Linked DNA regions of Mus musculus: regions 1, 2 and 3 are each linked to region 4. Evidence: chromatin loops called from intact Hi-C (ENCODE). Cell type or tissue: left cerebral cortex. All regions are shown on one strand. Each heading gives the region's core, and the rest is flanking DNA. Links, peaks and the distances in the headings are about the cores only. Region 1 holds the start of Gm26439 (a small nuclear RNA gene). Region 2 has its middle 16 kb from the start of Tbx2. Region 3 overlaps Med13 (mediator complex subunit 13). Region 4 holds the start of Med13 (mediator complex subunit 13).

The links. Peaks named below come from ENCODE experiments on the same cell type or tissue, not always from the same donor. Only the 100,000 strongest peaks of a DNase experiment are listed, where the experiment ranks them.
Region 1: it touches region 4 in a loop (5-fold over the local background); 6 of 42 quality-filtered maps call a loop at or near these places.
Region 2: a loop joins it to region 4, with 2.8 times the contacts of the local background. A loop is called at or near these places in 8 of 42 quality-filtered maps.
Region 3: it touches region 4 in a loop (2.0-fold over the local background); 3 of 42 quality-filtered maps call a loop at or near these places.

Annotation. Positions count from the first base shown.
Region 1 is chr11:86,431,582-86,437,459 of GRCm38, reverse strand. It overlaps Gm26439 (a small nuclear RNA gene), which reads left to right and starts at 45; the gene lies at 45-150. In left cerebral cortex, for the core only: a CTCF peak has its summit at 3,191; DNase peaks (open chromatin) are centred at 3,128 and 4,800.
Region 2 is chr11:85,846,107-85,851,984 of GRCm38, reverse strand. No RefSeq gene overlaps it. Among named protein-coding and RNA genes, the nearest start is that of Tbx2, 16 kb to the right of the region's middle. In left cerebral cortex, for the core only: CTCF peaks have their summits at 1,084 (motif pointing left) and 2,708; DNase peaks (open chromatin) are centred at 1,007 and 2,712.
Region 3 is chr11:86,269,641-86,275,518 of GRCm38, reverse strand. It overlaps Med13 (mediator complex subunit 13), which reads left to right. Exons shown (of 30, transcript NM_001080931.2): 28 at 1-145; 29 at 2,956-3,056; 30 at 4,401-5,878. The coding sequence ends at 4,533. The region is part of intron 2 of Brip1os (BRCA1 interacting protein C-terminal helicase 1, opposite strand); the gene reads right to left. Among named protein-coding and RNA genes, the nearest start is that of n-TQttg2, 10 kb to the right of the region's middle. In left cerebral cortex, for the core only: no CTCF peak of the experiment used is centred there; no DNase peak of the experiment used is centred there.
Region 4 is chr11:86,356,171-86,362,048 of GRCm38, reverse strand. Med13 (mediator complex subunit 13) reads left to right here and starts at 4,453. Exons shown (of 30, transcript NM_001080931.2): 1 at 4,453-4,589. The coding sequence starts at 4,524. It overlaps Gm38937 (a long non-coding RNA gene), which reads left to right. Exons shown (of 3, transcript XR_880098.1): 2 at 1,451-1,558; 3 at 1,958-2,037. In left cerebral cortex, for the core only: a CTCF peak has its summit at 3,591 (motif pointing right); DNase peaks (open chromatin) are centred at 3,677, 4,553, 4,820, 5,367 and 2 more places; H3K4me3 peaks cover 2,055 bases; H3K27ac peaks cover 1,556 bases.

The sequences.
Region 1 (5,878 bases), core at 639-5,638, 75 kb before region 4:
CTTCTCTCCGGTTTGATTTATTTTTTTTTTTTTTAATTATTTTAGTGCTTGCCTTGGCAGCTCGTTTACTAAGATTGGAATAATACAGAGAAGATTAGTGTGGCCCTGCAAAAGGATGGCATGCACATTTGTGAAGTGTTCTATAGTTTCATATGTGCATGAAGCAACAGTTAATGAAAACGGAGGCCATGAATTTGGAAAAGCAAGGAGGGGCATGTTGGGGTGTGTGTGTGTGTGTGTGTGGACGGAGGGGAGGGAGCTGGGGAATGATGCAAGATTATCATCTTATAGCATTGGAGACTTTAAAACATACTTATTTTATTATTTGTGTGTGTGTGTCTGAGAGAGAGAGAGAGAGAGAGAGAGAGAGAGAGAGATGGGTGTGCAGGCACCCACTGAGGCCAGAAGGGGGCTCTGGATCTCTTCGAGCTGGAGTAAGGCATCTCTGAGTCGCGTGAATGATGTGGGTGTTGACATCACAACTCTGGTTCTCTGATGGGGCAGGGAACACTCCTAACTGCCTCTTTCCAGCCTCTCAATTTCTTTGTTCTTTTCTTTTCTTTTCTCTCTCTCTCTCTCTCTCTCTCTCTCTCTCTCTCTCTCTCTCTCTCTCTCGTGTGTGTGTGTGTGTGTGTGTGTGTGCATCCTTATTCATTTATGTGAGCATGGGCATGTATTTGAACGCTGTGGGTGGTCAGAGACAACCTTGGATGCTGGACCTTGGTCTCCACCTTGTCTGAGACAAGATCTCTTTGCTGTAGTTCTGCTGCTTATGCCAAGCTACTCAGACTTTCGGTTTCTCTGCTCTCCACATCCCTAGTGTGGACCTGTAGGAGCCCTGAGATTATAGACACTTAGTGCGCTAGTGCCTAGCTTTTACAGGTATTCTATGGAGTTCACGGCTCAAGCTTTCCTGACAAGCATGTTTATGTACTGAGCCATCTCTCCAGCCCTCGTTAGTTAGTTAGTTAGTTAGTTAGTTAGTTAGTTTGCATGTTACCCAGTCTCCTTAGAGTTCCCACTGCTCTCTTCCTCTGCTCCTGGGGACTGACTACAGCATCAGGGTGGGGTAGGCAGTGCCCTGACCTTAGTCATTGGTCCTCATTAGCATCTTCCCAGTGTCCTCCTCCTATCTGATTCCTCAGTCTTTGTCCAATAGCGTTGTCTGACCGGGAAGTTTCCTGTACGGCCTCTTTCTACTTTGATGACCCATTCTTCTGGGCTGTACATAAGTAGGTGGGGTGCCGGAGTCTATCTGCTAAGTCAGGGTGACACTCAGGTGTTTACCAAGCCTTTTATTTCTCTGCATAACACAGAGTCCAAGAGGTTGCTTCAAGGTTACTTCTGTCCTACCTGTTGAGTCTCACAACCTAGGTATGTCTGAGTGGCAAGTGGGGGCTCTTGAACCCCCATGGGCTCTGTCTGGCTCTGCATCATAGGTTCCTCTACTCTTGGATTCTTTCTTTCTCTCTTTCTTCTCTTCCCTTCCTTCCTTCCTTCCTTCCTTCCTTCCTTCCTTCCTTCCTTCCTTCCTTTTTTTTTTTTTCCAGAGACCTGCCCACCTCTGCCTCCCAGTGCTGGCATTAAAGGCATGCACCACACCTGTTGATCCCTCGTTTTAATGACTACCGTCTAAGCCTTCTTTGCCGCTAATTCCTCATCCCTGTGATCCACATACACATTATCCAGTCTCAGATGGCACACAGACCTTGCAAACTGTTCATGCTCTGAGAGCTCAAGCATTTGGATTTCTTGTTCCCAAAAAGTCTTTTTCTGCTATAGCAACCATTTCCCAGGTACTGAGTGCTCATTGAGAGTCTGGTTATTTCGTGGGGATACAAAGGATGTACCAGTAATGACAAACATACTGAGAACCTAGCACCACATACTACTGCCAAAGAAATCCAGTTGAGAGGCCAGGAGAAGGGGGGAAATAGCAACACCGGGAAGAGGCAGAGCTTTCTCATTCTGGGGCACAGGAAGCCCCCATCAGCTCCTTCTTCAGGTTCAGTGCAAATTTTCTTTGCTTTTGTTTTAAGGTAGGTCTCACTATGTAGCCCTGGCTGTCTTGGAACTCACTAGGAAACCAAGCTGTATTTTTTAAGATAAATAACTTTAAAAGAAAAGAAAAGGAGTTTGAAATGAAGTTGATAAAGCAATTAATGCCACTGTGACAGTATACACATTTTGCACACTCAGGTCAGACTCTGTTCATGAAGATTAAAGCCTCTAAATTGTATTTAGTATAGTTCATATGCTTTAAGCTTAAAAAAATCCTGAATTCTTAGCTGGACATGGTGGCAGTGTGTGCCACTTTAATCTCAGCAATGGGGAGGCAAAGGCAATCAGATCTCTGTAAATTCAAGGCCAGGCTGGACTACAGAGTGAGTTCCAGGACAGCCAGGGCTACATAGAGAGACCCTGCCTTACTCCAATCTCCACCACCACTGCCAATAAATAAATAAATAAATAAATAAGAATTTTACAGGCCTTCAGCTTTCACAGCTCAATGGAGGACCTTATTTGCAGTTCTGAATAAACCGGTTAGGTGGTTTATTTGTTTCTTTGGGGTTTTTTTGAGCATCAAAACCACCAAGAGCTTTAACCCATATATCAATTTAAAATTATAACCTTAAACATTTGCCCTCAGACACTTCATGATTCTCCTGCTGGTTTTTTATTTTTATTTTTTTATTTTTCATATGATACATTGTGACCTTTTTCTGTTTTTTGTTTTTCCCTCTCCAGTTTCACGTCTTCCTGTACTGTCGACTGGTCTCTTCCTTCATGGTCATTCAGCTGCAGTCTATCCCTGCATCACCCCCCAACACCCCACCCCCACCCCCATCCCCGCTCCCACACACACACCCGGGATCACGGAGCCACTTCTAGGCTCCTTCCGGTTTGGGTCAGGGTCTGTTTCCTAAGTCTTGGGAGGAGGCTTTCAGCGGGTGCGCCATGGCTTCCCACATATCCTTAGATTGGAAAACTGGGAAGAAAACGCAGAAATAAATGAATCTCCCTACCTTGGAAAGTAGTTCTTTCAACAGATTGTGTTAGCGCTTGGAGTCACTGCTTTAACTACTAAAATTGATTAAATTAGCAGTTCTGTGTTTTGCCAAGATTTTTTTATAGGCTCTCTCCTTCGTTCGCAACAAATTAAAACCTGGCTCGCAGGGGCGTATAGTAGACTGGAGACATTTCTCCTCCTGTCGCTTGATGCTGATGTAGCAAGCTTTTGACAGTTTTTAAAAAGAAAGATTTAATTCTTGATTACCACTCCTCATGTGTCTTATACCAGGTCTGCAGTATGGGTGTGTGGGAGGAAACTGATATAACATGCAAGAGTTTAATAAATATTTGTAATATGGAGTCTCTAAATCATTGCCTCAGGGAAATCTAATATAGGAAATGAATTGGTTTCATCTCGAAGGTAGTGCTGGATGTCTGTAACGTGCTAAATAAACGTATTTTATAAGTATCAAACCTAATGCAAACTGGTTTGCATTTTGAAAAAACTTTAAAACTTATTTAATTTGTGTGTGCGTGTGCATGGTATGTGCACACATTCCACAGCACCACGTATGCAGGTCAGAAAATCATGATCAGTAGATCCTTCCAGTGTGGGTCCTGGGCATTGAACTCAGGATGTCAGTCTTGGTGGCAAGCACCTTTATTGATTGAGCCATCTCACCAACCCCAAAGCATTTTTTTTTGTTTGTTTGTTTTGAGACAGAATACCATCATGTAGCCCTACTGGGCGTGAGTTTAAAGTGCTTCTCCTGCGTCCCAAGTCTTGAGAGTAAAGATACACGTCACCACATCTGGCTCCCAAAACATTTAGATTCATGTGTATATACATTTTTTTTCATAAAGTTTAACTGCAAAGCAATCATACTCTGTTTCAAATCTAAAATAAAAAATCTCACTCTAAAATCTAGGAAAAATGAGATTATTCAATTTACGAAGGCAAAAGAAACCAGCAGAATAACGAGGGGCATCGGAATACTACAATCCCACCTTCCAGTTGCAAAGCGAGGCATATTTTTTTTTCCATTTTTTATTAGGTATTTAACTCATTTACATTTCCAATGCTATACCAAAAGTCCCCATATCCACCCACCCCCACTCCCCTGCCCACCCACTCCCCCTTTTTGGCCCTGGTGTTCCCCTGTACTGGGGCATATAAAGTTTGCAAGTCCAATGAGCCTCTCTTTCCAGTGATGGCCGACTAGGCCATCTTTTGATATATATGCAGCTAGAGTCAAGCGAGGCATATTTTTTACTAAACCCTGAACTCATATCAGTTCCCAAAGTATGCATTTCTTCCTTGTGTTATAATTAGAAGTGAAAATAGGACATAACTGTATATACTCACGATGTGTGTATTTTTAGAATGATCCCAGTGCCGTTAAAAATGTATAAATAAAAGCCCCAAAGGAGACGCAGTGAAATATCTTTTTCGATGGTATCTATAAATATGATCTTTAAGATTTCTTATTTTTGACAGTTTAATTTTTTTTTTTTTTTTTGGTAACGAATGCCTATTTCTTGTAACTAATGAAATGAATTGAAAGCACTGCATGAAAGAGGAGGTCTGTACTGGCCGCACATTTGTTAAGCACCGCGATGTCTTAATGTTTATGCTGATTGTTTAGAAGGTGGCACAGGCAAGAATGAGCCACTAGCCATCCAACAACGCTCCGCACGTGGCGTGATCAGAAAGCCAGTACCAGAGCAAGGATCAAACACGCTTTGGTCTTCAAAGTCATCCAGACCCCGAAAAGTCATAATTTCTGTTGAACTCTCCTCCCTCCGTGGCTAGATTGTTCTGCCTTTGAAGTGCCCACTGCAAAGAGCCAGGTGTGGAACTGCTTAGATCTTCTGAGGCTGACAACCGCTTCCCTTCATGGAGGGTTTTACAGACCGATCTCAACACAGGACTGTCACGGTGTAAAGTGGGAGGGAAATATAAGGTGCTAAAATAAGGCAGAACAATCCGGTAAAAAGGAAGTGGAGCTGCCTCTTGATTGCTGAGGTCTCTGCAAGATTTTATCTATAGACGGGGTGAATCCTGCTGATGAGGGAGATGGAAATCGGAACAGCCAGGATCAAAGTGATCAGCGGTGTCTGAATGCGATAGTCACCATGTCCTTGAGTACTTTATAGGTACATCCCAAATCTGTCTTCTTCACCGACTTTTAATGGAGCTGTTGGTGTTGGTGTAGTCACAAGCTTGTCCAAGAGTCTTTTACAAAACAACATGAATTTGCCCAAATTTCCTTCATATATTGGAGTTAAAAAAGTAACCGTCAGGCATGAAGTCATGAATCCTTGGAGACCACTGCCAAGACAAACAGTCAGGAATTGGTTACTTTAAAGTAGATCTTTGTGTGTTTATTAATGCTTCGAGCCTTACTCCTTCACAGTTCTGTATCGATAGAAGCATCACAGCCAGGTTTGATGCCCGTAACCCTGGTGTGGGCTGAGGCAAGGGGGCCGTGAGTCTGAGGGGAGTCCGGGCAATACAATGAGACCCACCCCCATCTCCAAAGATGAAGAAAGAGGAGGAGGGGAGGGAGGGAGAAGGAGAGGAGGGGGATGGAGAGAGAAGAAGGAGGTGGTAGGAAGAGGAGGGGGAGAATAGGGAGGAGGAAGAGGGAGAGGGAGGGGAAGGAAGAGGAGAAAGGGGAGGAGTCAGAGCATCAAGTTCATAGGCTCACACTGGGAGCCTGGCGCTATGCCCAGCGCCATAGCTCTTAGACGGCTTTAAAATTTTATAAATGAGTGGTTCTATAAATGACTATCCAACATTGTTTCAGCGTTTCTCTGTCAGAGAGGAGACCTTAAATAATCATGTAAGATATGACATGAAAGA
Region 2 (5,878 bases), core at 398-5,397, 510 kb after region 4:
CATTCATGTAGAAGAACACATTCCACTTTTGACTTAGGTTCATTTGAGTTGGGCTTTGATGACCAGGAATCCACCCACCCCTGTGACCAGTATATCTCTCTAGTGACACTGTGGAATATCTGGCTCTGACCAAACCTGGCTTTGTGGCATAGCCATCCCTGACCGCAGTGATGGATAGGGGGTTGTTTGTGTGGAAGTAGGTGGGATGTAGGCATGTGACTACAGAGGGGCCATCGCTCTGGGATTGTCAAGGTGGGGCTAGAGAGAGATCCCCTTCCCTCTCAGCCCTTCAGCTGAGTTCCATAGCTCCCAACTGTCTGCAGCCAGACTCCCTGTCCCGAGAGGCTCATCTGGGGTTGGAGAGAGTGATACCAAAACAGAAAAGAAGGCATGAAGGAGAAGGCATGAAGGTCAGAGCCCAGGACAGATGTGGCTGGGCCCCCAGCCCTCTGCAGGCCACTCCCCCTCCCAGCCACTCCTCCTCCCAGCCACTCCTCCCAGGGGTGTGAATGATGCCCTGGATCGTCTCAATAGCTGGGACTTTCTGTCCTGGTGCATGACATGGAAAAGGCCAGCATCCCTCTGGCCACATGGCTCTCGATGCCAGGTGTCTGAAGAAGACCAAGTCTTCAACAGAAAGAGGTAAAGCTGAAGTGCATTTGGGACCCTTCTCTGCCACCTTACTGAGCACTTACTATGTACCAAGCTCTGTCACATGAGTAGACAAAGTAATGCTAGCGTTGTGGTGGGGGAGGCGTGCAAACAAGCAAATAGAGCACAACATGACTAAACCGGAAGGCAGGGCAGGCATGCAGATGCTGAAGTGATGATCAAGGACACCATCCCCAAGAGACAAAGCGGGGACCAAGGAGGAGTGTGCATTCCTGGCAGGATCAGGAAGTGCAGGGTTGGAAAAATCACAGTGGTTCCTCCCAGGAAGCGAATCCCAGGGGGTGGAGAGATGGCTCAGTGGGGAAGACCCAGGTTCCCTGCCCAGTACCCACACGGCTGCTCACACACACCATCTGCAAACACTCCGAAGCTTTAGCGGCTCTGACGCCCCCTTCTGGCCTCCTCAGGCTCCTGCATGTCTGTGGTACATGCAGATTAACTCCTGAAGGGTTCCTGCATACATACACCAAAAACAAAACAAAAATCTTCTTACAAGCTTTAAAAAAAAAAAAAAAAGCATAGGAAAGAAAAGGGCCTCTGGGAGAGAATGTGCACTCTTGGTGTAGCTGCATCAGGGCCTATGGTGGTCCTTTGGTGGTGGTAATACACAGCCAGCCTGTTACCATGGGAATAGAGAACCATGGAAAAGGGGCTGCCTCTGGGTGAGGCAGGCACATGAATCCTTCCACTTAGATGTACGTGAGCCTGAGTCTTCATCAAGGACACCCGACATGAAGGAACAATCCCAGGGGCCTTCCCTGTTCCCCAACACTACCACCACTTCCCTCGAGTCACCCTTTATAGAACCCCCCTGGATCTGGGTTTTCCCTGCCTGGAATAGGGAGAAGGAGAGACCCGAGCACTGGCCCAGGGTATCACAGAGAACCATTGCCCTGGCAGTGGGAGAGGGCCTAGAAACATTCTGAGCTTCTAGAATGTTGTCAGGAACCCAGACAAGAGTCTGATCGCCATGGGCACTGGTGGGAGCCAGAAGGCGAGCACCTGGAAAGAACATATATCAATGAAGAGAAGGGATCCCTTTATCAGCAAGACCTGGAGAACTGGGTTGTTGATAGGTCAGTGTGCCCCAGCAAAGGACAGGATAGGATAGGAAGGTTCCAAAAAAGGTCCGCAGGGAGTGCAGGGCACAGAAAAGGACACAGGCCATCCAGAGGTTGAGCCCAGCAGAAAGACAGCTGCCCTGTGAAGGTGACAGTGGAGGACCGGGTACACCTGGGACACTGCAGGGAACAGCACAGAGATCTCTCAGACTTAGCTGTCTGCCCCACAGCCGAAGGACACAGCATCCTGATGAAGCCAAGTGGTTGCTTCACTATCTACACCCTAGCAGACTTCTCCATTGGCCCTCTTCAAACTAAGGAGATATAGTCTATTCCCAGACAAGAACACTTTTTGAGGCTCAAGACAGTTAAGACACAAGTTGGGTGTGGTGTTAGTCCCATCACTTAAGAGACAGAGACAGGAGGATCTCTGTGAGTTCAAGGTCAGCCTGATCTACAATTCCTGGACAACCAGAGTTACATAAGCAGACCTTATCCCCCCCCCCCCAAAAAAAAAGAAAGAAAAGAAAAAAAAAGAAAAGAAAAAAGAAAGGAAGGAGAGAGAGGGAGAGAGAGGGAGAGGGAGAAAGAGAGAAAGAAAGAAAGAAAGAGAGAGAGAAAGAGAGAGAGAGAGAGAGAGAGAGAGAGAGAAGGAAGGAAGGAAGGAAGGAAGGAAGGAAGGAAGGAAGGAAGGAAGGAAAGAAAGAAAGAAAGAAAGAAAGAAAGAAAGAAAGAAAGAAAGAAAGAAAGAAAAGGAGGAGGAGGAGGAGGAGGAGGAGGAGGAGGAAGGGATTTGAACCAGGGGCTCACTGGCTGCCGCACAAGGCCCGTGCACTTAGTCACGTCCTGCAGCACTGCTAAGCAGAATGTGGAGGGAGGCACCTAGAGAGGGCCAGACCAGAGAAGGCAAGGAAACCTTGGTTTTTGCCTGTGACAAGACAGATAGCGACTGTCTGGACGACCCTAGATCCCCACCTAGTGGTCGGAAAGAGCCATTGTTTTTAACGGCTGGCGTTACCGATCCAAGCAGGTCATTTCACCCACTGGCAAAGGAACACATCGGTCTGAGCCAGAGTTCAGGAGAAAGAAGAGTTCCGCCAGCCGGCGCAGGCGCACACGCACTAACACTCGTAACCTTCCTCCGGGGAGGTGGCGAGGAATTTATTAACTCCTAGATTTTGTCCCCGAGTCTTCCACGCTGGCTTGCCCTTCACGAGAGGCAGTGCGCCCCCAGGCATTATACACAGAATCGCCTGATCTAATGTGATCTCTGCTGAAGTAACTGGGGATGGTAAAATGACACAGTCAATGACAGCTATCTGCAAAACATTGTGCTAGGTATCCATCCAGCTCAGAACAAAGGTGACCAGAACAACCCTGGAGGAACCAGAGGGCCCAGTTTTGAAGGAAGACAGCCCAGCACTTTGCAGAAGAAGGCCCTGAGACAAGGTCACTAAGAGTAGGCTAGAGCAGAGCCTGGAACACGGTTCTGGGAGTAGGCAGGACCCACAAGGACCCCATTGCTAGGCTAAAGGGCCGGGACCACCCTGAAAATTCTATAGCCTTTGAAGGGCTTCCTCATCTCAGGATATGCAGGGAAGGCTTAACCAGCAGACAGCAGGGAAGCTTCCCAAAGGTGGCCTGCAAAGACACATGCCCTGGGTGGCAGGAGCAAAGTTTTTGCTCCAAAACACATAGGGTACCAAACTCCCAGGGGACAAAGAATTATCAGCCTTGCCGGAGAGCACAGTTGAAAGGCTAGTCGTACATGTAGATAGCCTGGAACCTTCTATAGCAAAAAGACGTCCTCTGGGAAGACACTTATTCCCACGTGCGCGCGCACGCATGCACACTCACGCGCAATCACCCAACCTGAGCCTTGGTTCTGAGGAGGCCTTGTCTGGCTAGGACTGAAGCTGAAGGCCAACAGGAATTCTCTACAACTTACTCCAAGTGGGCTTGGAAGACGACCTTTGGTCCAGGGCTTGAGCAGGACTGTCCTGTAGGCCCTGCTTCCAGATGGTAAAATTCATTCATTGGTTCATTCACTCATTCATTTCTTCTTCGAATGCTTTCTGTAGCCCTCTTCTTTGTTTGAGCAGTTTTCAGTCTGGGGTCCGAGCAATGAGCAAAAGAAACACCAACTTGGGCTGGAAAGATGGCTCAGCGGGTAAGAGCACCGACTGCTCTTCCAACGGTCCTGAGTTCAAATCCCAGCAACCACATGGTGGCTCACAACCATCCCTCGTAACAAATCTGACTCCTGGAGTGTCTGAAGATGGCTACAGTGTTCTTACACATAATAAGTAAGTAAATCTTTAAAAAAAAAATAGAAAACAAAAAAAAAAAAAAAAAAAAGAAACACCAACCATGCCAACTATGCCTTAAGGAAGTCAATGACCTTGTAGGTCACAGAGATTTGATGAAATATCTACCCTCCCCAGAGGAGACATGGCAGACATGGGGTCTGGTAGAAAAGACTGAGCCCCAGAAGGCAGGGGCAGGAGAGAGCCCACCTGTCTGTCTTTAAGACAGGATATCATTATATTGTACAGGGTAGCCCAGTGCTCCCCCCCCCCGCCCCGGTCTCTCTCTCTCTCTCTCTCTCTCTCTCTCTCTGTGTGTGTGTGTGTGTGTGTGTGTGTGTGTGTGTATTGTTGTTGTTGTTGGAAGAGGGAGTTTGTTCTTCGAGATAGGAATGTCACTGTGTAACCAGTATAACCAGGAATGTCACCGAGTAACCAGGCTTTCATCTATTGGCAGTCCTCCTGCCTCAGCCTCCTAAATGCTGGGATTACTGGCATGAGGCACCACACACAACTAACCTCAAACCCTGTCCTTTCCTGTCTCTGCTTCCTCTATGCCTAAGTGTATGCAAACAAGACTGTGTTTGCACGTGGTCCAGCGGGAAGGGGCACCTGTACAGATATATACTTATGGCTATTGGTGTGCATGCGGTCTCTCCACGCGCCTGTGTGCACAGGTGACTGTGGTGGTGTGGGGGATGGGTGAGGGATGACCTAAGAGGTGTCTATTGCACAGGATATCAGTGATGCGACCAGCAATCTTATGGGCAAACCCAGAAAGCCTAAGGGCAGACACAGCTGCTCTGAGAAGGGAGGAAGACCCTGGGTGGGGACAAGAAGGAAGGACTGTGCATGTGCTCTGCGACTAGATAAAAATTACCCAATGGCATCTCTCATGTCCAGAGACCACAGAGCAGGAACCCTCGAGGCTCTGGGAAAGAACACTGGCTTGGGAAGATTCTGTGACCTCTCTTCAACCGGAACAGGTCTAAGCCTTGGTTTTTCTCTCTGGAACGGAAGTTCCCATTCCAAGAATGAGAAGGAAATGTGTTTGGCATGGGGTGGTGGCCCACAGCTCCTCTTGTCAAGCTGAGGAGCAGCTGCCATGGAGCCAGAGGACATCCTGTTCTCAAGAAATAAAAACAAGAGTGAAGACGGGCCGTGGCTACGTTCCCCTGCTAGACTGATGTGAAGCCAGCAGCCATCTTGGTCTCCTGGGCTTGTCTCTAAATCAGGCTACTTCTCCCACAGCCAGACCCTGGCCAGGACACCAGGGCTCAGCATCCGGCAGTCAGCAGAGGTCATGCACCCAGCCCTTTTGTCCCTTCCCAGCTGGGAGCCTGACTTATACCCACCATCACCTCATTAGCTGCTGCTGCCAAGGGCCCTGCTCACTGAATTGTGAAAGAGCCTTTTCCTTTATTTACTGGAAATCCTGGAACCCTTCATTTCTCTGAACCCCAATGTCATCCTCCGCGGTTCATGGTCACTATACTGCCCCTGACTTAGCCTTCACTGAGAGCGAGCCCTCATGAGAAAGTACTCTGAATACCATCAAGCCTTCAGTTCAGGGAAGGATTGAGCCCATGTAAATAGCCCAGATCTAGGGGATACCCTTTAGGAAGGGGCCTCAGAAGACCCTCCACTGGTACCGTTTTCTCTCCTTGGGGAGAACCTGCATTCAGTCTGTCAGCAACCCCATGGTGCTGGAGGCCAGAGTCACCTCACAACCCATAGGATGTGCCCCCTCCCAACTGTGCTTGGTGGGAAGGTTGAACTGTGACAGCCACATCCCACAGGGACTGGAGGCAGCTGGAGCCAGCTGGTTCCCCGAGGGTT
Region 3 (5,878 bases), core at 612-5,611, 87 kb after region 4:
AGAATCGCATGATGAAGTAACTAATATTCTTCAACAACCATTGGCCCTTGGATACTTTGTATCAACTGCCAAAGCGGGTCCATTACCTGACTGGTTCTGGTCAGCATGCCCTCAAGCACAATATCAATGCCCCCTTTTTCTTAAGGTATTAGTATTTCTGTGCCAATTCCTAACGAATCCTAGTAGATAGTTTTTAGTTCTAATAATTACTAAAGTAGCATTTTAAAGTTTTATAGCTCATTTGAATTCCAAGTTCGTTTATGCTTTGTTGTGTATATTTCTGTAAATGGTGTCATAAAGAGAATTACTTAATATGAAACACATAATTATAAAAAATTTATATGAAGATTGACTGTTATTCTTAAGGCTCCTGGAACTTTTGGTTTTAAGTTGTATTTTCATTGTAGTACAGAAGCTGAGAGCCTAGAAACACTGCCCTGTCTCTTTGTGTTCTTATCTTCCATCTAAATATATTGTAACTTTGGAAACTCATTCATCTAAAGTCATAACTTTGTAGTAGACATCAAGATTAAAGCCTGAGTCTTTGTTATTTGAATGGACTCATACTAAACTCCTATTTTATTATTTTGAAGATTAAAAAATTTAGCAACTTTGTAATTCTTGGTTTTAGTTTAATTTACCTACTCTAAAAAGTTTCCTTTGTATAAATTACTTTTGAGTAGGATGAGTGTGATAGCTCATGCTTTTAATCCCAGCATCCAGGAACCAGAGGCAGCAAGATTTCTGTAAGCTTGAGGCTATTCTGGTATACATAGAGAGTTCCAGGCCAGCCAGGGATACGTAGTGAGACTTCTGTCATAGAAAAAAGCATATAAACAACTAGTTGAGTAGGTTGGGCATGGTGACTTGGGAGGCATAAGCAAGAAGTTTACCCAGGAGTTGAAGGCCAGCTTGGTTTACAATGAGTTCTGAGTGAGCCAGTGGGACAGAGCTAGACCTTCTCAAAACATAAGCTGCTGAGCGGGTTTTAGGAAGTGAGAATCTTAGACCTATAGATACTTATTTTTTTAACCTTCATTTTATAGTCTAAATTATCAGATGGTGAAGTAAAATGAGTCATGAAAGCCCTGTGTGATTATTGTTAAAGTTGCTACTACCAGTACAAAATAATAAATGAAGACCTGACTCTCACTATGTAGAAACCACTGTAAGTGGGCTCTTCATGTTTCAGGTCAGATGGTAACACTTTAATTTCTTGAGATTATATTTTCTATTTTTTTGATACCCTGGATATATATCCCATTCTGTGAAAGCTACTTGCGATTAAACAATGGGCTTCTGTCGCACACTTATAAAGACTATTAACTGTCGTTAATAATCTGAGTAATTTTCCCCTTCTCTTAATGTGAATTAACTATGCTAGGCAAGTGCTCTGAGCTCTCCCTGCCCTTGAATTGCCTATTAATAAAAATTATAGTTTATCCTGTGACTTTTATTCTTCTCTGAGATATTCATTGGTCTGTTGTAAATCTCATTTACATGAACATCTTCTCAAGGGGCTTTCTGCAGAATAGTAGGATGGAATCTCCACTAAGCAGAGTTCCTTGGTCCTTTGGGAAGTGCTGCCCACTTACAGTCACAGAACCTGTATGTACACTAAAGTTCTTATAATAGCAGTAAATAACTTTGCTTACCCAGCATTTTCCAAATTTAGTATAATACCTATTTGTAGTTCATGACCTTAGTGTTTCAGGGCACACTTTTGTTAGTAAACACTTTTATGAAAAGTCCAAGGGACTATCCAGATTGTTTTCTACTCAATATTTATTTACAGAGAGGATAGTGTAAAGTGAGCATTCACCCTCAGATACAGTGTAACACGATTAGGACTCCTGAACCCCAGGTAAGGCATGACTTAACGTAACTTTGTTCACCTTTTATTTTTTTCATGTATCCCATTTTAGTTCTGTACTGTAGTCAATAAAACCACATCATATATTTCTTTTTTACTTGAGAAATCAGTGGGTTTTAGATGGTTAAAAATAATTTTTATTATAAGAATTAAACCAGCATTCATTTACTTTGTAGTGGTTGGCCAAGTGAGACTTACTTAAGATTCATAAATCCAGAATTTATAAACAGTTCAAACATAAGTATTGTTGGCTATATTTTTGTATGTACTTTATATGAGCTCATACATATATGCAGTCATGATGGAGAATGCATATGGGTATAAAGAAGCACCTTTAAAGAGTGTAGAAAACTTGGTTGAAGGATTGTCTGCGATGAGCACCCCCACTGTAGCATGACATTAATACTACTATACGACTTACATACTAGATGATTAATTTTACTTAATTGAAATGTGAAAAATAGTACCACATTTCTTCTGCTCATTGCTATCTGTAAATGTGCGTGCTGTCGTTTATATGCCTCTGATAATTAATGTATTGCACAAGGAGTCATGTGTGCATTGTATTGATTGTTAAGTGTTCATCCAGAGGCAATTTTGTTAAATTTCCAGCTTTGCAAAAATAAATAAATAAATAAAATAAATGTGCAGGATTACTCCTTTGACATTTTATTTTATTTTATTCATTTATTTTTATAGCACTTAGGTCCCAAGTGTGACTGTGTGGTCTCAATTTTGTTCAACCCAGGGACAGGGTACACTTCAGGCCTATGGGTTCAGTGTTTCCTTAATCATTTGCTTTATAGACTTGGGCAGATTATATTTAGAAGATAATTGTAAAGCTTGTTTTTAAGGATTGCTATACGATTTTTAAAAGTAAGGCTAAAGTAAAAATTGTAGAGAGACACGATGTAAGTTTTACACCTTAAAGTTTCCATCAAAACCATGAATTTTTTATAGTTGCTCCCACAGATAACACTGTCATAAGATCAGTTTCATCAGGATAATACATTAGGAGAACACAGTGAAATGAAATGTTGCTTTCCCTCTGTGGCTGACTGCGTCCCTCCCTTCCTTTGTAGGCCTCTTTGCACCTCCACGTGCCTTCAGTGCAATCTGACGAGCTGCTTCACAGCAAACACTCCCACCCACTGGACTCAAATCAGACTTCAGATGTCCTCAGGTATAGCTCCCATGATGCTAAGGGTTCTCTGTTTCAACTTGGGTAAAAGAGAATGGTTATTATGAGATATATTTATTCTTTTGGGTAAGAGTTCACAGCGTTTTATTTTTGAATCATTGGGTGATTCCCCACCCCACCCCCCACCCCCGTTCATGATATAGACAAAGCATAGTGCCTGTGCTGGCTTGGTAAATTGCTCTACCTCTGAGCTAAACTCCATTTAAAACCCCATTTAGTTATTATTTCTTAAAAACAATTTTATTCTTTTTATGTCCATATATATATGGGTCTTTTGTCTGCATACATGTCCATTGCACCATATATACATGCAGTGCCACTGGAAGCCAGAAGGCATCAGATACCCTGGAACTGGAGTTCTAGGCTGTTAGCAGGCATGTAGGTACTGGGAATTGAATTCTGGATCTCTGGAAAAGTAGTACTTTAAGCATGAGTCATCTCTCCAGCCCCAACCTCGTTAAATTATTGAGAATGAATACCTTTCTAAAATGAATACGTTTTTGAGTTTTTTTCTCCCCACCTCATTCATTCAAAAAGCGGTCTTATGTATCTTAGGCTAGCTTTAAACTTCCTATGTGGTGAGATCTATTCCTTATATGTTACTCTTTCATTGCGTATTTTTTGAGACAGGGTCTCACTGTATTCCTTTGGGCTGCCTGGAGACAGGCTTTCCTTGTGCTTAACAGAGCTTGATCCACTTCTGTCACTGCGCACACGTGCTTTTTTATTTTTTCTTTTGAGAGGGTTCTGATTATCCTGGACTCAGAATAGGCCTTGGACAGAGATCCACCAGCCTCGTCTCTTCGGTGCCAGGATGAAAGGCTTGTGCTGCCATGTCTGGCTCTGCTGCTCTTCTTAAGAAAATGACTGTGTTTGGTGGTCAGAGCTATGTTTGGGAAGGTTAGACAGGAGAATCATTACAAGTTGAAACTAGCCCATCTTAAAACAAATAAAACAAAAAGCAAACAAATAGAACAAAACAACAAATAAAGTGACTTTGGCTAGGCATGATGCCATTCAGGAGGCCAAAGCAGAAGGCTTTCTGTGAGTTTGAGGCTAACATGTGCTACAGTATGAAATTCTTAGCAAAGAGGGTTTCTGTGGTTGTGGTATTGATGTCATCTCATTGTTTAGGCAGCAAAGGGTGTCTCTCTCTCTCTCTCTCTCTCTCTCTCTCTCTCTCTCTCTCTCTCTCTCTTTCTCTCTCTTTCTCTCTCTCTCTCTCACACACACACACACACACACACACACACCTCTTTGAGTCTTGAAAGTACTATCCAAGTGTATATTGAATGAGATGGATTGACACAGTTTATTCGCTTTCAGGTTTGTTTTGGAACAGTACAATGCACTCTCATGGCTAACCTGTGACCCTGCAGTCCAGGACAGACGCTCATGTCTCCCAGTTCATTTTGTGGTGCTGAATCAGTTATATAACTTCATCATGAATATGCTGTGATCCTCGTTTGATGGAATTACGCAAGGAAAGAACGGGAAGAAAGGATATTTTGCTGCAAGATTAAGTTACAGTTCTCAGTGGAAGTCATTTGTGATGGGGTCTAATTCTTATTACTTCAACAAATATTGTTTTGACTTGGGGGGCGGGGCTATAACCCTATTTTTCATTGACTTTACTGAGCTCTTTAGGATGATGACTGATTATTCAAAACGTATTATAACACTTTCGTAGCAAAAATTAACCTTTTTTTTCCAGTCACAGTATTTGTGAAAAGTAATGAGCCATAGTACCCATTAATGTTAAAGAATATTAAAGCATGGAGAGGAACATGAGGAACAATGAATTCCAACATATGGCTTTAGAACATCAGGATGTTCTTGTATTGGATATAGTATCTAGTATTCAAAAATGCCTGCATCTCTTATTTATTGTAAGTTTTTAAATGTATAAATTGTCTTATATTTCTTAACCTCTTTTATAAAAATTTTCCTAGAAGGTTTATACTGCCTTCTTGCTTTAAAGCAATTGGTCTAAAATATATGTAATCGTCTTAATTAAAACGTTGCAGTAGGGTTGCTTTTAGAGTATTATTTTTTTGTAAGGGGGTGGGGTGGACAGTAAATTTGTATTGTCTCAATGTACAGTTTAACAGGGATAGAGGGGAAATAATGTCCATGCCATTGTGTGTGGAAGATTTACAGCTAAGCTGTAGTTGCAGAGTACATGTACAGTAATGAAGTTCACTGTGTTTATAAACTGAAAAGGTACCGGGTCTTACAGCATTTTATATATCACACCTTTACAGAATAACATGATGGCAATATACATACGTGATATTGTTAGGTGGAATAACTTAGAATAAAATGAGAATTCTTGAGTTATATTTTGTACTATGGTTTAGGGCTATGACTAATATTTCAGGCCATTTCCAGTGAAAGAAACTTAGTTTTACAAGAAAACATTTGCTACTGAATGCTTACACTAATCTTGGTGTTTAATGTTACATGCTTAAATTCTTTTCAGTTTTCACAGTGGCACATTTAGGCATGGGGATAGTACTAATTATGAAATTTCCTGCAGGATCTGTTCTAAGGTTGAAATTTAGCCCAGCTCTAGGCATTTTACAAATTATTTTAAGAACAGTCACTCTTGATTGTTTTACTTTTTATTTTTAAATTAAAGATTGGGAATGCGTGTGAGAGTATGCATAAGCATGGCAGGAAGAGAGGGGGGAGAGAGAAAGAGAGAGAGAGTGAGAAAGAAAGAGAGAGTGAGAGTGTGTGTGTATATGTGTGTGTGTGTGCAATCAAACTGTGGTGTAAATAGATCCTCAGTGAATTCTGGT
Region 4 (5,878 bases), core at 547-5,546:
TACTGTCTCTAGGCTGAAGATCACTCTCTCTAGGGCTTAATTGGTTCCTTCTTTGCTTTCAGCTTTTGACTCTAAACTTGTATTACCCAACACAGTAGCCCTTAGTCACGTTTAGCTATTGGGCCCTTGAAATGTGGCTGGTCTGGATTGGAATATTCTTTGGGAAAAACAAACAAACATGGATTTTGGAAGGTTTGGCTAAAAACAACTTTTAAAAAAGGGATAGCTATATGAATATATTTTATATGAACTACATGTAAAATGATATAGTTTCTGATATATTGGCCAAAGATTTTAATATGTCTAACAAACAGTAATTGAAATTATAGGATTTATTTGGCTTTGTTTCATTTCTATTGGCTAGCGCTACTCTAGACTTGGCTTTTTTTTCCAGAATCATGGGTAGAGGATTAATCCTAAGGTCAAATGCTGCCCTTTCCTGGACTTCGCTATATCAAGTAAGGAGTCCACAGGCCAGAGCCTCTGACATTCCATACAGAATGGAGTTCCTGAAAACCCAAAAGACTTACAGAATGGTTTTAGGTGCAGAGATCACTGAGTGGATCTGTATTTCAAAGAGAAGATAGCCAGTAATTATTGACCCAAGGCTACCTCTCAAAGTCATTTTGAAATTCCTACTGGGCTACTGTTAGGTATTTTTTCCTCTCTCTTAGTCACTGCAACAACTCTCACAGCTGGTGCCATTTTACAAACCCATTTTATAAATGAGTCAATTGGAATTGTGAGGCAAGAAGGAATAGTTTTGACTGCATTTGGTCCAACTGTCCAGATGTCATATCTAGTATCTTCTCCATCTTATTCTTGCATGTTCTTACACACATACACACACACATACACTATGTGCTGTGTAAACTGTATAATGTACAACAACAATGTAATCTGAACCCTATAGAAAAAGATTATAGAGAAAAACGGGAAGATTTGTTTGTTTGCTTATTTATTTATTTATTTATTCATCCATCCATTTATTCATTCATTCATTCATTCATTCAAGGTCTTGCTATGTAGCTCAGGCAGGTCTCAAGCTCACTCATGATTCTCCTGCCTCAGCCTTTTGAGTATATATATATATATATATAAATACATAGGGTTTTTAAAATAGTATATATATATATACTATTTTAAAAAAAGCAATTGATGAACCTACATTGACACATCACTGTTTCCTAAAGTTTCTATTTTTGTTTCTCTTTAGCTCACACAAAATGTCATCTTAACACAATGTAGGTGGTTCCCAAGATGCTCTCTGAGAGTGATGCTGGCCCCGTTTTCTCTTTCTCCCTAGGTTTCCATCCCTCTCTCTGCTGGGATCTTAGTCCTCCACTGCTCCGCTTCATTCCCCTTCTCAGTCTCTTCTGCTGTCACCCCTGCCCCATCCCCCTTGGTCCCAGAGTTCTTTCCTTCTTGAGAAGTCTTTTTTTGTTGTCAGATTCTCCTCTCTTTTGGAGAAGATTGACATTCAAATGAAAGTTCAATCAAATGTTACTTCCTACGTGGTAGATGTCAGGCAAATTCTACCTGCCCCTGAATTCCTAAGGTATGTATATGTGTGTCTGAGAGGGGGAAGAGGAGGAAGGGAGGGTGGGGTGGGGGGAGGGAAAAATTAAGGAGGATGGATATACATTAGAAAAGGAGTGGGAGAGGACATTTCAAGTTGAGGAAGAGAACAGAACAGGTATGTGAGGATTCTCTCAGAGAAGGAGAGATGAGTGAAGGAGCCTTTGCCTCACTGAGTCTTGGGATCCCTGACTCCTGGTGCTGGCACTCAGTTATAAAGGATACCGACCTTAGTTGATTTGAGCTCCTGGATTGAATTAGTCCTGGTTGTATAATTGACTTTGATATGTGGCCTTTGGATCTGAATTGGGCTTAATAAGATTTAACTGCTTCAAAGAGCTTTATAAGAATTCATTCTATCCTTCAAATCTGATTTCAGATGCTGCCTACTTGACGCCCTCTCAACTTGGAAACTCCTCCTCCAGCGCTCCTAGTGTGTCACACTTGATGCCTGCCTTATTCAGGTCACTGCCTTTTCTCTTATTCTGTAGGAATTGCTTCTCCAGAAATCCCGAGGAACAGGCACATACTCAAAAAATTATTTTTCTTTTCTATTGGAGGAAAAGTCTTGCCACTACCCGAGTCTGGTCTCGAACCCTCAGTCTTCCCGTCTTAGCCTCCCAAGTACGGGACTGCAGATGTGTGCTACCACTTGGTCATGATTTAGAAAATCATTTTAATGGTTAACATTCATGTGATTAAGGAAGCAATGGGACCAGTACTTATGATCAACATTATTTCATCAAACACTTTAGGAGAAAACTACTCTGATTATCCTTGATTTATGATAAACTAATTTGATTTAGGGTCAGATTTGATCTAAGGTCCACTGGCAAGCAGCAGAACTTTCTCTGCAAGTTTTTGGCTTGAGGACCTTAATCAGCACTAAGGTGGACAAAGAGGTGGTGAAGAATACTTTTCATTTTATGGCTAAAAAAGTAAGCTAGAAGAGTCTACTATTTTACAGAGATAATTGTGACTTAAAGTTCTGATAGCTCCTAACTGTTGTCTCTTCTTTTCTTCTTGAGACAGGGTGTTACTATGTAGCCTAGGCTAGCATGGAGCTTCCTTTGTGGACCAGAATGGCTTCAAACTCAGAGATTCCCCCTGCCTCTCCAGAGCTGGGATTAAAAGCTTGTGTCTTTACTCCTGGTATCATTATCTCTTAATCTTTCCCGATTCCTCCCTCGTCTCCTCCTAGAATCCTTTTAAAGTTTGCATGGAAAATGTTTTGAACTCTTCACTGAAGAGTAATCCAGCCCAGAATAATTGTTTGGGAAGGGATTTAACATCATACATGGTTTTTCTTATTCATTTCTAAGTTTTCAAATATCAAGTACCTACTGTGTGCTAGAACATTTTAAGGCACTGGACAGCTATAGCAACAAAGGGTCAGTTCTCCTGATTCTCACTCTCAGAGTTCACGTGTTTCTCAAAGTAACCACAGAAAGGAAGGATGGAAGTATAGTAATGCATGCCTTACACTGCTTATCGGGCGCAGGCACGAGGCTAGTGCTCAGGTTGTATTCATGCATCATATAACAAACATAACATTTGTTTTCCTCATTTTACAGATGAGGAAACTGAGTCACAAAGAGGTAAAAGACTGGCTCCAGCTTCGAATCCTGAACAGCAGGACTTTATTTCTAGTTCATTAACCACAAGACCATATCGTTTCATTTTTTTTACCTCTTTATTATAACTTAAAAAGAGAGGGCGAGGCTGGTGTCTATCCAGCTCTCATTCTTTAGCCCTAGAGTTCTGCGATGTACCCCGGCGGCCTTATGGAGTGAATGAGAATGCATTGGAACGTCTTTCTTTTTCTTTTCTTTTTTCTTTTTCTCTCTCTCTCTCTCTTTTTTTTTTTTTTTTGCCAACTTTCTCTTCCAAAGAATTTGAACTGATTTCCAAGTAATTCTCGATTTTGAAGTGAACCTTCCTGCGCTGCTGCACTTTCCCCAGCCAGCAGAAAGCTAGGGCCAAGACTCGGGTCATCTTAACCGGGGCATCCAGCAGATGGCGCCATGTTAGTAGCCACCAGCTGGCCGCCCGGTCCCCGGGGCTCCGAAAGCTTCCCTGCCCTCCCTCACCGCCTTCTCTCTCCCCCCTCCCTACGGAGCCCGGCCCACGTGACCTCGCGGCGGCCAATGGGCGAGCAGAGAGGGCGAGCTGGTCCCTGTGGCCGCCATTAAAGCGAAGGGAAAACCCGTGAATTCGGATTAAAGGGGGAAAAACACCGCCCGCTGGGCCCACAAAATGGGGGAGACTACGGCGTCCAGGCGGTGAGGCGGCAGGAGAGCAGACGTTAGGCAGGCTTGGCCCAGGGACAACACGAGGACACAGCCGGAGAATGGACTGAGCCCACAGACGCCGCCACCACCTCCGCCGCTGAGGAGACTCTGGGCTTAAGGACATCGCCGCTGCCGGGCCGGGGGCCCGGGGTGCTCTGCCGGTCCTCGCCCTTCCCGCCCCTCCGCGGGCGTCCCCGGGCCGCGGAGAACCCTCCCGGGCTTCTGGGCTCGGCCCGCTCGGACTCGGGCTCTGACTATTTATCGTGTACCTGATTGTTATTATTATTTTTTTGTTTTTCGTTTTTTTTTCTCTTTTCTTCTTTTAAATCTTTTTTTATTTTTCTGGTGGAAGGGACAGACATCCCTTCCCCTCCTCTCCGGAGAGGGACGCGCGTCCGCGGGCTCCGCAGTCCCGGCGGCCGGCCGAGCGCGGCGCGGCCCTCCCGCCTGCGGCCTCGGCCCCGGGCGGCTGGGTGCCTCCGGGCGGCGGGGGCCGCGGCGGCGCCGGGGGGCGGCGGGGAGGGCGGGCGGCCCGGCGGCCTCCTCCCCACCGCCCCCCGCCCTCCCCGGTGTCTGTGTTTCTCTCTCTGGTCGGAGGCGGCGGTAATGGCGGATGGTGGGTTGTGGCGCCGGCGGCGGCTGCTGTGAGGGACGATGAGTTCCTCCTTCGTGTCGAACGGGGCCAGCCTGGAAGATTGTCACTGTAACCTCTTCTGCCTGGTGAGTGCGGGGGCCGCGGGCGGTGGGGGAGGGGGCCGCGCCGTGCGCCCTTGGGCCGTGGGGGAGGGGGTCTGGGTCGCATCCAGATGCCGGTGTCCCCCGGCTAGGCCCCGCCGGAGTCGGCCTCCTCCGAGGCTCTGCGGCCGCCCCGGGAGGCAGCGTCCGCTCACCTACCGACCGGGGCTCTGCTGGGAAGAGGCTTGTCTTTCCCCCCACCCCCTCGGTCTTTCTCCTCCTCCTGTCTTGTTTTGGACTCTTTTCCCCATCCTAGTCTTTTCCTTAACTTGGGCTGCTTATCTGCCCGGATAGTAATATTTTCTTGTGTGCTTCTTGCTTCCCCGCCTCCCCGCCCCCCGCCCCTTGTATCGAACAGTGTATCCCTTTTCCACACTTTCCACGATTGCCCCTGCTCGACTGCCTTTAAGCTCGCTTTTCCCTTGTAAGTGGGCTTCTCTTAAACAGGACCCCCCCAAAAACTTACGTATTAAAACCCTCTTCGTTTTGTAAGTTAAACTAATACAGGGGTAGTGTCCTTATGGGTGACTTCAGATCTTTGTGTAAAAACAGTGTGTGCCGGTTCATATGTTTTCTTTTTAAACTTTGAAAACATTTTGCCATTTTGACAATTTCTAGCCATCTTGCTTTTATTAGAACATTATGTTTTTGTGAGAGTGGAGGGGCAAGTGGAGGAGGTACTGTGGTTTCGCACTAAACGTTCTATATTTGTCTGTTTTGCTTACGTTTTAAGAATGTTTTGAGCTGGCTGTTCCTTTTATTGAACTGAAAAGTCTGGGGCAGCTGGAATTAGGGATGTTCTAGTACGTGTATGTAGGTCGGCCCAAATCGGATAACACTCAAGAGTTAAGACTTTTGTCAAAAGTACCAACTGTTGCAAATATCTAGTCCTGAATTAAACGATAGCCGAGCTTCCTGAATGACTAAGTTAGAGTGACTTTTTTCATTTTTCGTGTGCTCTGAGAAATATTAAGTCTATCATAGGTAAGTGAATTAAGTGGGTGGAGCATAACTAGTTGGCAAGCATAAACTGCCAGTCATGTATCAGCAGTTTCATTTTTGGCACCTTATGCTTTCTGTCACTAAGTTAGAATAAGGAATTACTGAATTTCCTTTGTTGAATCTCTTTCACGATGTGGTAAATGGGGATCTTCAGCACACTTACGTCTTACAGATTAGACTGGTTTTCTTGACATGTCCATTAATCAGCATCTCGTCACATGTAGTAAGATGTACAGCAGGTTTAACGTTTCTGTCTTCCCCAACTGGATCTA